Linked DNA regions of Mus musculus: region 1 is linked to region 2. Evidence: chromatin contacts called from ENCODE POLR2A ChIA-PET data. All regions are on one chromosome and are shown on one strand. Each heading gives the region's core, a stretch centred on a gene start or an enhancer-like site at or near the end of the contact. The rest is flanking DNA. Distances are from core to core; before and after follow the strand shown.

Evidence for each region. ChIA-PET counts read pairs that join two places held with the same protein, here RNA polymerase II (POLR2A).
Region 1: POLR2A ChIA-PET joins it to region 2 with 10 read pairs in embryonic stem cell. The contact joins the promoter of Tmem53 here to the promoter of Kif2c in region 2. POLR2A ChIA-PET finds 5 or more read pairs at or near these places in 3 of 5 experiments (Patski and embryonic stem cell).

What each region holds. Positions count from the first base shown.
Region 1 is chr4:117,250,225-117,257,042 of GRCm38, forward strand. Tmem53 (transmembrane protein 53) reads left to right here and starts at 1,727. Exons shown (of 3, transcript NM_026837.3): 1 at 1,727-1,910. The coding sequence starts at 1,850. It overlaps Armh1 (armadillo-like helical domain containing 1), which reads right to left and starts at 1,693. Exons shown (of 13, transcript NM_001145637.1): 1 at 1,529-1,693.
Region 2 is chr4:117,177,506-117,184,900 of GRCm38, forward strand. It overlaps Kif2c (kinesin family member 2C), which reads right to left and starts at 5,119. Exons shown (of 20, transcript NM_134471.4): 1 at 4,926-5,119; 2 at 3,067-3,161; 3 at 640-741; 4 at 416-464. The coding sequence starts at 4,986.

The DNA of each region.
Region 1 (6,818 bases), core at 477-2,976, 69 kb after region 2:
GCTTTGTCCTCCCTCCTTTCTGTGACTTCACAGAGGGAGTGCAGGTCACCAGGCTTGCTCAGCAAGCACCTTTAGTCACTGAGCCATCTCACCATCACTTGTCATTTTTTTTTTTTTTTTTGAGGGATTTTCCACTGAATCTGGATCTTGCTGATTTGGCCAAAGTGACTGGCCAGCAAGTCTCTGGGATATGCCTGATTCTGCCTCCTCGGTTCTGGGAAAGCTGTGTGCCCCCCCACACCCCCCCCGCAGCTTTTTAAAAAAAGATTTATTTATTTATCATATCTAAGCGCACTGTAGCTGTCTTCAGACACCTCAGAAGAGGGCATCAGATCTCATTACAGATGGTTGTGAGCCACCATGTGGTTGCTGGGATTTGAATTCAGGACCTTCAAAAGAGCAGTCAGTGCTCTTAACCACTGAGTAATCTCTCCAGCCCCCCCCCCCCGCCCCCGAAGCCTTTATGTGTGTCCTGGGGGTCTAAGTTGGTTCCTCACACTAGCTCAGCCATCTCCCCAGTTACTCCTCAGCAGTGTAAAGTGAGAGTCCCCACGGTTGGGGGCCATATGCTTTCACATACCCAATTCCCCTGTGATTTTATCTTTTATCTCTTTGCTGGATCTCTCTCATCTGAACAAAAGCCTGTACCTCCTAGCGGTTGCCAGCGAATGACAAAATAACTTGCCTTGCAAGTGTTCCATCCCCCCTCTTTCTTTTAAGACAAGTCTCATGTAGCATAGGCTAGCCTGGAACTTGTTATGTAGCTGAGGATGGCTTGAAGCATTTAGACTCCTGGCTGGGATTCCAGGGACATACCACTATGCTGTCACCTCCCACTCACTCTCAAGCCACTGACTCTTTTGTTCACTGGAATGGCACTTGCAAAGGTTGCTAACAACTTCTTTGTAAATCCAGTGCCATCTTTGAGGTTTTATTTACCGTATTAATCATCAGCCCTCAATACTTTCCTCCTGGTTTCTGTCTCCTACACACCATACCCACTCATTCCCATCACCCAAATAGCTTCTTTTTCTGTTTATGTATGTATGCATGTATGTGTTTATTTATTTATTTTGGACAGGGTGTCTCTGTGTAGCCCTGGCTGTCCTGGAGATAGATCAGGATGGTCTCAAACTCACAGAGTTCAACTCCTCACAGCTGGAATTAAATGCATGCGCCATTATGCCCAGCTCAGAAAATATTTACTAAATGTAAGAAAGCTGTACTCCTGTACTCGTCTAAACTACTTGGACTCACACATGAAAGGCCATGTCTTATTACCCGAAGACCCCTTTCCAGTCAGGCAACCAGTCTCAACCCACAGGTTTAGAAGGACCCGTTGGCACGCGCCGCCTAACACTGTTTTGTTCGTTTTTTCTGCCTCCAGCCTGGGAACTGCTGCTGGCGATGGAGGTAGATGTAGTTAGAGGTGCAAGTTCAAGTTTTCTACCAAGTACCAGAAGACAAAGTTCTGAGATGCCCTCTGCAGACCCGTAATACTTCATTCAACTCTCCCACCGACTCTTACCTTCACAGGAGGGTGCGGTCGCTCCGAGAGCGCTGCCCCACTGACCAATACTTGATCCAAGATCAAGAGAGTCAGCCAATTGCTGGGGCCCAAAGACAGTAGGGGCGGGGCGCGGTTGCTAGGGCCGGGCTAGTGGGTGCCGCCCGAGGCGCGAAGCGACTCCCTGGTTGCTAGGCAGGGAGGTCACAGAGTGCGGCTCGGGGATTGGACAGCGCTGGGCGTGGGCGGGGAGGGGCGTGGCCCGGCGGCGTCCCGGCCCCGCCGAGGTGAAACTGCGGGAGTTCCGGCGGGAGGCCTGTGCTGAAGACCCGCACCTTCACCATGGCCTCGGCCGAGCTGGATTACAGCATCGAGATCCCGGATCAGCCCTGCTGGAGCCAGAGTATGGAGGGGGATTGGGAAGGTGACCTAACAGCGATGCCCCGCCCACCCTGCGGCCCGCCCTCCCTCGGCCCGCCCCCTTCGGGGGTCCCGCAGGGCTGGCTAGAGCTTGCGGGGCGCTCCCAGCCCCGCCCCCCGTGCCCCGCCCCCAGTCGACTGAGGGTCTTTCTGTTCCACAACAGGTTCTCAAGGTTCTGCTTCCCTTTGTAGCTGGAGGCCCTTCAAGGTTCATTCTAATTCTTTTGTTTTGGATTCTCGCTCCTCATTTGCAAGTGTGACTAGGCCCATCCTTCATTTTTGCAGAGGTTTGGATTCCTGGGGGAGCCTCTGGTCCTCAGAAAAGCCAAGGGACTCAGCAAGCCTAGTCCTGCCCTTCTCAGCTCACCCTGGCAGTGGTTAACAGAATGGTCGGTTAGGCCGGGTGGAATTCTGTTGAAATCCTATCCCTTTAGTAATTGGATGACCTTCGGCAAACTTTCAACTTTGAATTTTAGTTTTCCTGGAGCAAAGCTGAGGAAAAATTGCTGGTTGCACAACTGAGATTATTTGTGTAAAGGACTTGGCATGAATCCTGATGGAAGTAAGCTTAGTAGTTGGCATTTAAACTTAACGTGTGTGTGTGTGTGTGTGTGTGTGTGTGTTTAACCCTCCTAAGGCCATATCATTAAAAAAAGATGTGTGGGAGGCCTCCTAAGATTAGTAGCTTGTAAAGTAGTGTAAGTTGTTGGACCAGAGAATGGAAGGTTGTCCCTTTTGGAAACTGGGGCAGAGGAGGCTTGGAGTACAGGTCGGCCAATGCTGCTCTTTGGTGTTTCCAGTCCACTGCCCCGCACTTGTCCAGCTCATCATAAAGTTTAGCTAGGGGGTGCTTCCTTCAAAAGCCTCCCCAGAGCCAGGTGGTGGTGGCGCACACCTTTAATCCCAGCACTTGGGAGACAGAAGCAGGCGGTTTTCTGAGTTCGAGGCCAGCATGGTCTACAGAGTGAGTTCCAGTACAGCCAGGACTACACAGAGAAACCCTGTCTCAAAAAACCAAAAAACCAAAACCAAAAACAAAAAAAGTCTCCCCAGGCCTCCCTTCCTATGCCCTCCTGTCCCACTGTGTGTTTCTTGCTTGGAATCTATCTAGGATGGGGCAGGGGCCTCTCATCTCCTAAAGCACGAAGGAAGGACTGCCACTATCTGTTTCTCCCTAGAGGTGGATCGTTGGGCTTATAGATGTGAAAGGACTTTTGAAGAATTTTTGACAATAGCATTAGATGAAGTCAGTTACTATTTCTGTCTTGGCAGAACCATCAGCTGCAAAGGGCTGGTTCTCCATTCTGCAAGGCCAGGAGGGTAGGGACTCTCTCTCTCCCCACGTGGGTAGAGACAGTCTTATTTATTTAGGCAGGACTGGGGGATTGAACGCAGGGCCTCATGCGTGCTAAGGCAAGTGCTTTACCACTGTGTCATACTCAGCCCGCATTAACTTTGATTGCATATTTATTTATTTGTGTGTGTGCATGCACACCGTAGTGTATGTGCACAGGTCAGAGGACAGTTGGTAGCAGTTGGTTCTCTTTTCCTTCTGGGTGGGCTGGAGCGCTAGCTCAGGTCCTGTGCTTTGTCAGTAAGTGCTTCTCCCTGCTGAGCCGACTCACCAGCTCAGCCTTCCTTTTATGACAGTTGTCTTGACTGGCCTTGAACTTACTCTGTAGCCCAAACGAGCTTGAAATTGCCAATATCCTCTAATCTTTCCCAGTAGCTAACGTTCCAGGCCTGTTGTAGAAATTGTTAGAAAGCACTTCCTATTGAGCCACATTAGCCTCACATCCCTTCTGCTCAGTTCAGCTTTTGCTGTGTCCCTGCCTTGGGCTAGTTATTGGCACCTCAAGCGTTTCATGTTCAGATGCCATGCAGAGAGCTGTGGTTTTCTGGAGGGAGGGAATGTAGAAGCAGATGGTTTTGCAATGATGTGGATACTATCTAGAAAGTGAGCCTTCTTCCTCTCGAAGGGACAGCGTTCCTGCTTCCTCAAACCTTTCCTCCAAGAGGAAGTTCCTCCAGGGCTCACGGTTGTTTCCACTGCTTCCCTCTCATGGTGCATGCTCCAGACTTAAGCCAGAGGTGATGGAATGTTTCCTTAACCCTAACCCTAACCCTGACCCCAGGTGCACTGTGGGCTCTGAAACCTCTGGCTTCTCCTCTGCAGAGAGCTCCTCTACAGGTTTGCCTGGCTACACAGAATGACTTTCCTGGAAGGCTGGGGGCAGAGACTGCCCTTCCTCTGTGGTTAGTGTTTACTGAGGAAGTGTGTAGGACTGTCAGTCATATTTCGGTTTGGGAACTGCCTCCCTCCCAATAGGAAGTCAAAGCCACAGAGTCAAGCTCTGCACTGAATTGGCAGCAAGGTGAGCAGCCAGTGGAGCGGTGGGCTGCAGTAATTTGGAGCCCTGGGCTTTGTGGGTCAGGCTGGGCAGACTGTCTTCCCACACCCCACTGACCCTGCAGAATTCATAGAGAATCTCACAGCAGGAATCTCATCCTCTGATTTGGCCGTCACACAGGCGACTTGAGGGGGTTCAGGCTTTATTGCGGGCCTTCCTTTTGTCTGTTACTGGCAAGGGTTAAGTAATGTAGCCCTATCATTACGCCCAGGAAGTTATTGCTGGCACCAGGGAGCAGTGCTGGGTCCCCACCATCGTGAGGGGCCTGTGTTGAAGGGGTAGAGCTTCCAAGGGCTGGCAGGTCCCTGGCCAACAGCAGAAAGTGCCAAAGGAAAGGCACTGGAAGAGAACCAAGGAGGGAGGAGCTGCAGAGGGCAGGAGCCTAAGAGAGACTGCGGAGAGTTCTGCACAGTGGAGAGTCAAGGAACTCAAGAGGTGGCCAGGTATAAAGGCATAGCATAGAGGAAGCTGAGGCAGGAGGATTGCAGTTTCAAGGTTAGTCTGAGCACGACTCTGTCTCAAAAGAAAAGGAAGGAAGGAAGGAAGGAAGGAAGGTGGATATATGGAAGGGACAGTTAATATTTGTTCCTCTTCTTACCTGCAGACCCCAAGGGCTGCTGTGACTGCCACTTTCTTCCAAAGTGTTCCATTCACTTATTTTAAAACCACTGAACCTAGCCAGGTGTGGAGGTGCACACCTTTAATCCTGGTGCTTGTGAGGCAGAGGTAGGCGGATCTCTGACTTAGAGGCCAGCCTGGTTTACAGAACAAGTTTCAGGACAGCCAAGACTACGTAGAGAAGCCCTGTCTCAAAAACACCAAAAAGCAAAACAAAACAACACAACACTGAACACTTCATGTATCTCCTGTCCTCTTTGTGCAGGGGCCAAGCAGACTTCTCTGTGATCGGTCTAGTTTCAGTGTTGTTGAAGCACAAATTTTACTGATTTTTGAATTCTCATACCTCTTCTTTCATCCATTAACAAGCCAATTAAAACCTCTTTCCTAGCTGGGTGGTGGTGGCGCACACCTTTAATCCCTGTGCACTCGGGAGGCAGAGGCAGATGGACCTCTGTGAGTTTGAGGCCAGCCTGGTCTACAAAGTGAGTTCCAGGACAACCAGGGCAACACAGAGAAACCCTGTCTCAAAGAAAACAAAACAACCCCCAACTCCAAAAGAGAAAAAACAAAACAAAACAAAACAAAAACGTTCAAAATAAAACAAAACATAAAACTTCTTCCCAGGGGCCTGCTGCGTGCCTGTCTGTTCCAGGCCTTGCACCTGAAGTCTGGGCCCAGGGTGCTTGTCATGATTGTCATCTTCCACTGTGACCGTGCTGTGCCCCATCCTCGTGCCAGCCCTCTGGGAGATCCCTTTCATGATGTCTTTAATCTTCACCATCACCCTGGGAGGAGGGGTACCCTTAGTCGACTTTCACAGCTGAGAGACAGATGGACAGACGGACAGATGCGAGGTATCCGGCTTCCCAGTAACATTTTTCCGCCTGGGCGCCTCACCTCAGAGCGTGTGAAGGTGAAATTTTGGCTGCCATGAGGAAGGAATGTGGGAGTGCCATGCCACAGCAAAGGCTGCACACGAAGTAAGGGTGTCCGCTGAAGTATTTTTATTATAGCCTCAGACTGGGAACGACATCATGTCCAATAATAGGAGATTGGTCACCATAAAGTATGAGAGCATTCTACAGTTACTCGGCAGCCACTGAAAATGATGGTGTAAAAATACATAAACTGACAGGAGAGATGGTAATGGTATTTTGCAGAGCAGAGGAAAGCAGGCAACAGAGAGTGTGACTCCCATTTATTAGATATTCATTTTCTGCTTTTTCTACAGCAGACATGTTACAAGGATTGAACTCTCTGAGGCAATACACCGTTGAGGTTTCTGTGGTGATCTTGCTGAGTTTTTTTTTTTTTCAGCATTAGTCCCATTTCACAGATGGAGGAACTGGAAAGTAAAGGACTATACCTTAGGTCTGCTTCACAGTCACAGAGTTAAGAGATGTGGAGAGACGTATGGCTTTATACAGTGTAGATTCTTAAATGAGATGCAATTCTACTGTTATTTCAAAATCTAAGTTTAAAATAATTTGGATTAAATTCAGGAGAAGCGAGACTCTAGAAAGGAATTTTGGGGAGTAGGGAAACTGGGGACTCGTTTTCTTGCTTGTGGTTAAGAACACATGGGCTCCTTGTGTTTTGCTTCTAGCTTCCCATTAAGAGCATCCAGTGTCAGGTGAGCCCTCTCTCTGTCCTGGCTACACGCCCCTGGGATGTATGCAATCTAATTTATGCTTTAGTTTATGACTTGAACTGCTTGCTGTACAGCAGATGGATTTGTAATTCCTGTGTTTCTAGTGTCCTGTTAGTCCCTGACAGATGACAGGCAGCCCGGAGATTGAGTTATTTTGTAGCATGCTGAGGAAGTGTCAGGATAGAAAGGAATGTGTCTTCATTGCCCA
Region 2 (7,395 bases), core at 3,869-6,368:
CAGCTGGAATTTTCAATCCTCCTGCCTCAGCTTCCTATGAGGATCATAGGCACACATCACTGTATTCAGACCCATTGATTCTCCAAATAGCCCCCAAACTACACCTACGCTTTCCTCACGACCTCACTGTAAGGCGCATTGTTCTGAGGAAAGGAAGTAGCTGAGCTCACTCTCCCCAGCACAGGACAAGTGTCCTGAAAGCAAACGCCTGAGTCATACATACACTTCTCTCAAAGGTTAGGAGTAGGTTGAGTTCTTATGGCTGAGAAAGATGGATGCACAAAGGACAGAACTCAGCTTATACAGAAGTCACATGCTCAGTTAGGGTTTCCTAATGTGACTACTCTGGCTTCCACTCTGAGCCCTAGGAATCTCGCCCACAGCAAAACCACCGTGACAACAGTCAATCATTTACCTTCTTTTAGAGCTGGAATTTTGGAGTTGACTGATTTGCGTTTTTGCTTCTGAAAAACAGAACAAATCACCACAATATATGGCTCTTGTCAGTAATCATAGCTCTATCATGAGCCTATGTATTAGGATAAGGCCCCAGGCAGACCCAGACAAAAATCAGCAAGAAGGTACCAAGCTAAGTGGCTCTTCAGGGACAGCAACTGCAATGTGGTGACAGGCACTTACCGGGACCGTTACGTTTTCCTGCAGTGGCAGACTGTCCTTCGGTCGTAAGGGAAGAAGCTGTAGGAGCTCTGGGTTTATTGCAGCCACATCGTCAATGTCAATCTGCAAGGGCAATAAGTCTGGGTGAAGGAGCGCTGCTTGATCTAAATGAATTGCTGTGATCAAGACCACCCAAGATCGATGGAGGCTTTACCAACCTTAAGTTCCATTAAAGCACTGACCACTACAAAATAGTTATTCCTTAGAAATGGTTTACCATCTAGATGGAATGGGGTTCCAGTTTCCAAGCCAACAGAAGATTGTGAGTGAGGAGGATGAGGTGGAGAAGAAAGCAGACAGCAGGCACACAGAAGTCCACAGCAGACCTACACCACTTGGCTCTCCTACTGCTCTGCTGGGCAGTGACGTCCTGCTGGCCACAGCCCCCTGAGCACTTCTTGCTGGCTGACACGAAGGAGGAAACAAGTTCTAACCAGCTGGTGATATCAAAATGGAGGGCCCCTTAGGATCTTATAAGCAGGAGTAAGTTCCCGAAAGCTGCTACCTAACCCTAAGTCTACCTACATTTTCTACTGGGCCCAGAGACTTCTTCCCAGTCACATCTTCCAGTTGATGCCTTTCCTAGTCCCTGCTCACACCCACGATGAGGTCACAATTCTGGGTTTACATCACCAGAGTCCTGTACCTCTTTAGGAACAACTCAGACTTTACCAGCATTACTCAGGTTTGAAAGAGCAGCCTGGGCTGAGGGATGGAGCTCAGCAGCCGTGTTTCCTTTGCATGAGAGAGGGCCTGAAGTCACACTGCAGCACCACACATGACACAGGGCACCAAATAGAGCCCACTTTTGTTTATATTTAAAACTGATAAAGCTTAAGAATATACTTCCCAGGCTGGTGAGATGGCTCAGCGGGTAAGAGCACCCGACTGCTCTTTCGAAGGTCCGGAGTTCAAATCCCAGCAACCACATAGTGGCTCACAACCACCCATAATGAGATCTGACTCCCTTTTCTGGAGTGTCTGAAGACAGCTACAGTGTACTTACATATAACAAATAAATAAATCTTAAAAAAAAAAAAAAAAGATTAACAAATTTTAGCTGGGCATGGTGGTGCACGCCTTTAATCCCAGCACTTGGGAGAGAGGCAGGCGGATCTCTGAGTTTGAGGCCAACCTGGTCTACAAAGTGAGTTCCAGGACAGCCAGGGCTACACAGAGAAAGAAACCCTGTCTCAAAAAACCAAAAGAAAAAAAAATATATATATATATATAAATATAAAATATATAATATGTATATGTATTTAATTTATATATTATATATATATTTCCCTGGGGCTGGAGAGATGGCTCAGCAGTTAAGAGCTCTGACAGCTCTACCAGAGGTCCTGAGTTAAATTCCTAGCAACCACATGGTGCCTCACAACCATCTGTAATGAGATCAGATGCCCTCTTCTGGCATGAAAGGTGTACATGCAGAGAGAACACTCATACAAACAAACAAATACTTTTCTTTTGTTTGTTTTTGACAAGGCTTTCACTGTGTAGCCCTGACTAGCCTCAAGAACATAGAATTCTGCCTGCCTCTGGCTCCTGGGCACTGAGATTAAGGGTATGCACCACCACAGGCCTGCTGTGTCACCCTCTAAAACACCACTAGAGACTGCACCTTAGTCACCTACACCCCCAGGCCTCCACACACTACCTATCATTTTGGAATCAGTCCAGGAGGACTTTGTGGTTAAATCCTCACAACATTCTGAGATAGACATTGTCACCTTCACTTTATAGGTGGAAATGTGACTAAGCTCATGTAAAAAAGAGGCAGAGACAGAGGAGAAATCCAGGGTTTATATGCACAGATCAGAGAGACATTTTCACAATGCCTTCCTCCCATCCCTTTCCAGGCATTTTCCTGCTGCCATCGCCTGCTGAGTCTGCTCTGCCTGTGGCCAGTGCTGTCATTCTGCCCTCTGGCTGAGGCATGCCACCGTACTGCTTCAGCTAAGCCCTCACGATCCCTGCAAGTCCCAACCTGGAGCGGCTCTTACGATGCTCACCTGTGCCATCCATTAACAGCGGCTTTATGCCTTGAAGGCTTGTCAAAACCACACCTTCATTTCCTTTCCTGGGTTGCAGATTTTGTTACCCAAACTGACACTGGTACTGTGTACTCAGGACTCAAGCTTAGGTGAGTGGGCAGAGCCTTGGTTAGGGTTCGATGCAATTTGCTCTCCATAGACAAACCAGAAATGGCTAATTGCTTCAATTTAGAACATCTGACTAAAAGGAATCCCAATGTCTCCAGGGAGCACCATTTCTTAAGACTGGAGAGGATAGCACAGCATTAGGCTGGGCTGTCACCGGTTCACACAGATGCTCTGCACAGGATCATGGGAGATGCCACACAAGCATCCTCAGAGGACCTACCTCTTTGCCTTTTGTGGTACCTCCTTCGATCCATTCCACCGAAACACAGGATTTCTCCACGTTCACTGTGCTTATATTGGCGGGGTGAATTAAGCCTATGTATGAGAAGGTCAGAAGTTATCCATGTGTCTCCTAAGAACTTAAGTTTTTTTTAAGGTGTTCTTTTTTTTTTTTTGACTGCGCCACCACTGCCTGGCCAAACTTAAGTTTTTATTCTCCACTTTGCTTTTAGGATCCTAAAGACTTCAAATTTACATTTACCTCGGAAGGGAAATTTGTTTTGTTTTGTTTTTGTTTTTTTTTGTTTGTTTGTTTGTTTGTTTTTTCGAGACAGGGTTTCTCTGTGTAGCCCTGGCTGTCCTGGAGCTCACTTTGTAGACCAGGCTGGCCTCGAACTCAGAAATCCGCCTGCCTCTGCCTCCCGAGTGCTGAGATTAAAGGCGTGCGCCACCACGCCCGGCTTTGTTTTGTTTTTCAAGACAGGGTTTCTCTGTATAGCCCTGGCTGTCCTGAAACTTACTTTGTAGACCAGGCTGGCCTCGAACTCAGAAATCCGCCTGCCTCTGCCTCCCGAGTGCTGGGATTAAAGGCATGAGCCACCATGCCCGGCTCCGGAAGGGAAAATTTAATTCTCTTTTAAAAAATACAAACAGCCAGGCAGTGGTGGCCCTTGCCTTTAATCCCAATACATCAGGGATAGAGGCCTGAGGAGTTCTGTGAGTGAGGACAGCCTGGTCTACAACGTGAGTTCCAGGACAGACAGGGCTACACAGAGAAACCCTGTTGTCAAAGTGTAATTCCACTTCCAGAGGATTTCACAAAACACCAATGAACATAAAATAAAATAATAAATTTAAAAAGCAACAAACAAACAAAACACCAAAGAACTAGGCCTGTGATGGTGCATGCCTTTAATCCTAGCACTTGCAAAGTACAGTAGGTGGATCTCTGTGAGTTCGAGGTCAGCCTGATCTACAAAGCAAGTCCAGGTCCAAGGCCCTGTTACAGAGAAACTGTCTCAAAAAATAAAACAAAACACAAATGCTAGTTAGTAATTCTAGTGGGGTTCACCCTTAGACCATTCCACAGTGGAAGTGAACAGGGAATGGGCCTTAAACCCCAGCTCCATAGGATAAAATTGCATCACCGCTCCAACAGAATGAAGATTCATTTGAGCAAGTAAGTTACTACATTCCTTGGAGGAGCTATTCCTGAACACATCAGTAAAGAGCTGGACCGCTGGAGTTCCCTGGTCCATTTTTGGCAGTGGTTGGCTAGTCCATGAATGACCCGTTATTAGACCTGTAGAAATTGCTTAATAAAGACAGATGGTTGAGCCGGGCAGTGGTGGTGCAACGCCTTTAATCCCAGCCCTTGGGAGGCAGAGGCAGGGGATTTGTGAGTTCGAGGCCTGGTCTACAGGAGTTCCAGGACTACACAGAGAAACCCTTCCTTGAAAAACCAAAACAAACGCCAAAAAAAAAAAAAAAAAAAAAAAAAAGCCGGGCGTGGTAGTGCATGACCTTTAATCCCAGCACTCAGGAGGCCGAGGAAGCCGCGGGTCCAACAAAGCAAAACAGGTTCAGAGGAAATGCATCCAATCGCTATAACCTAGCTAGGCGCACCAATAACCGCAGACGTGCTCCGCCCACACTCAGAAAGCAGGCAAGGGACCCACAACCAAAGTAGCGTTTTCCTCCTGTGTAGGGGACACCGACTGCCAGTGTAGTGACATGGACCCCCTCAGTGTGGAATAAGGGAAAGTATCCCAAAGCTTTGCCACACGGAGATTCAGATAACCATCTTGGCAGTCTCACCGCTCTTGGGTCGTCCCCTTGGCCTCAAGACCCTGCCCTCACCATTGCTGCGTTGAATGTTGATGGAGAGACCAGGAAACAGGCGTGCGTGAAGCGACTCCATGGACTCAGGAACAACAACAGGCAACACAAATGAAAGAAGCTTGGAAACCACGACTCTGCTAATACTGCGCTGTGTTAACAACGCCTAAACCGCTGCAGTTTAAATCCCGCGCGCCAGCCTCCCTACAACGTCACCAGTGCGACGCACCGCAGAGCAATGTGGGATATGTAGTCTTGGTCTCCGACTTCCGGCGCGTGGCCGGGCTCCCGAGCTCTGAGACTGATGGGAAGGGTTTTTGGTTGGTTGGTTGGTTGTTTGGTTTTTTCGTTTGTTTGTTTTGTTTTGTTTTTCTAGCTCTTGCTGTCCTGGAACTCACTCTGTAAACCAGGCTGGCCTCGAACTCAGAAATCCGCTTGCCTCTGCCTCCCGAGTGCTGGGATTAAAGGCGTGCGCCACCACGCCCAGCTGATGGGAAGGTTTTATGGCTTCTGGCCTTACCCTCCCGCTACCAGGTCGAACTTCTGCCTTTATGTAAGACTAGGAAACTTATGTATAATGTTTCAGTGAGGGCCTTGTGATTCTACAGACAGGGGTTCAAATCCTGGTTTCTTGATGATTGCTTTCTCTTTGAAATGTATACAATATTTCGAAGACACCAATTAAAAATAGTCACATGCTAGTGCTAGACATAGTGCTAGATTGGGATAGTGGAATAAACAAGACGAATGGTTCCTGTCCGTGAAACTTTTTTTTTTTTTTTTTTCCTATTAGGAACACGGGGGAAGTCATACGGTGGTGACTCGAGCCTTTAATCCTACCACTAGAGAGAGGCAAATTTGACTTCGAAGTCAGTCTGGTCTACAGCCTGAGTTCCAGAATAGCCAAGATTACACAGGGAAACCCTTTCTAGAAAAACAAAACAAAACAGAACACAAGAGAAGCGGGGTATGGTAGATCATGCCTATAATCCTAGCTCCCTGTAGATGAAGAAAAGAGAATAATTTCAAAGCCAACCTTAGCTAAGCAGCATGTTTGAGGCCAGAGTGGGCTGTGTGAAACTGTCTCAAACAAACAAACAAACAAACAAAAAAAGATGCTGGCAATGAAAAGCAGCCTACAATGCCTAAATGCTGGAATTAGCATGAATCACCATACCTGATTTTTGTCATTATTTATAATGTCTTTTTGTTTCGTAGTACTAGGTATTAACTCCAGGACTTTGTGCATGTGCCACTACTGTCCGGCTTCTAGGGGAACGTTCTTACACTGAACCACATCATTACTGCCCCAGTATGCAGACCTATGCAGACCAAGAACCCCCACCGCCCCGCGGAGGATATGTATAGTGTAAATGGTGTCTAGCCCTTGGTCTATCCAACCTTGACAAGCCTGAAGACCTGAGTTTGATCTTCTGGACCTACATGGTAGGAGAATGAACTCCCCAAAGCCTCCACAAATGTGCCATGGCATGCACCACATACACACACACACATACTAAATAAACAAGTTAAATGTAGTTACATTAAAAACAAGAATAGTGCCAGGCTTGGTGGCACATGCCTTTAATCCCAGCACTCGGGAGGCAGAGGCAGGCAGATTTCTGAGTTCGAGGCCAGCCTGGTCTACAAAGTGAGTTCCAGGACAGCCAGGGCTATACAGAGAAACCCTGTCTCGAAAAACAAAACAAAACAAAAAACCCAAACCAAAACAAATACTCTTTGTTAGGGCTGGCGAGATAGGTCAGTGGTTAAGAGCGCTGACTACTCTTCCGAAGGTCCCGAGTTCAAATCTAATGAAATCTGATGCCCTCTTCTGGAGTGTCTGAAGACAACTACAGTGTACTTACATATAATAAATAAATAAATCTTAAAAAAAACAACAACCAAGAATAGCAACAGTGGAAGGAAGGACAGGGTATTGAGATGGCTCAGAGGGTAAAAGCCCTTGCTGCTGTGCTTGAGCCTGGAACACACAGGATGGAAAGAGAGAGCTAACCCCTGAAGGCTGTCATCCCTTTAACCTCATGCCGATGACGATGATGGTAAAGTTAAAATATAAAAGAAAACAACTTCTTGTCCATGAACATCTTAGACTGGCCTCTAACTCACAGTGTAGCAGAGTGACCTGTTTTCTTTGTTTTGTTTTTTGAGGCAGGGTCTTACTATGTAGCTCTGGCTGTGCTGAGTCTGTTATAGAACCTGATCTTCCAGAGCTCCTGAGTTCAATTCCCAGCAACCACATGATGGCTCACAACCATCTGTAATGGGGTCCAATGCTCTCTTCTGTTGTGCATGAAGACAGCGTACTCATATACATGAAATAAATAAATCTTAAAAAAAATTTAAACCTGGCCTTAAGACAGGGTCTTGTTATGGAGCAGACAACACGGGTCTCAGGAAAGCAGCAAATACCCTTATCAGCTGAGCCTTCTCTCCAGCCTCCTTTATTTTATATTTCTTTATTTATTTG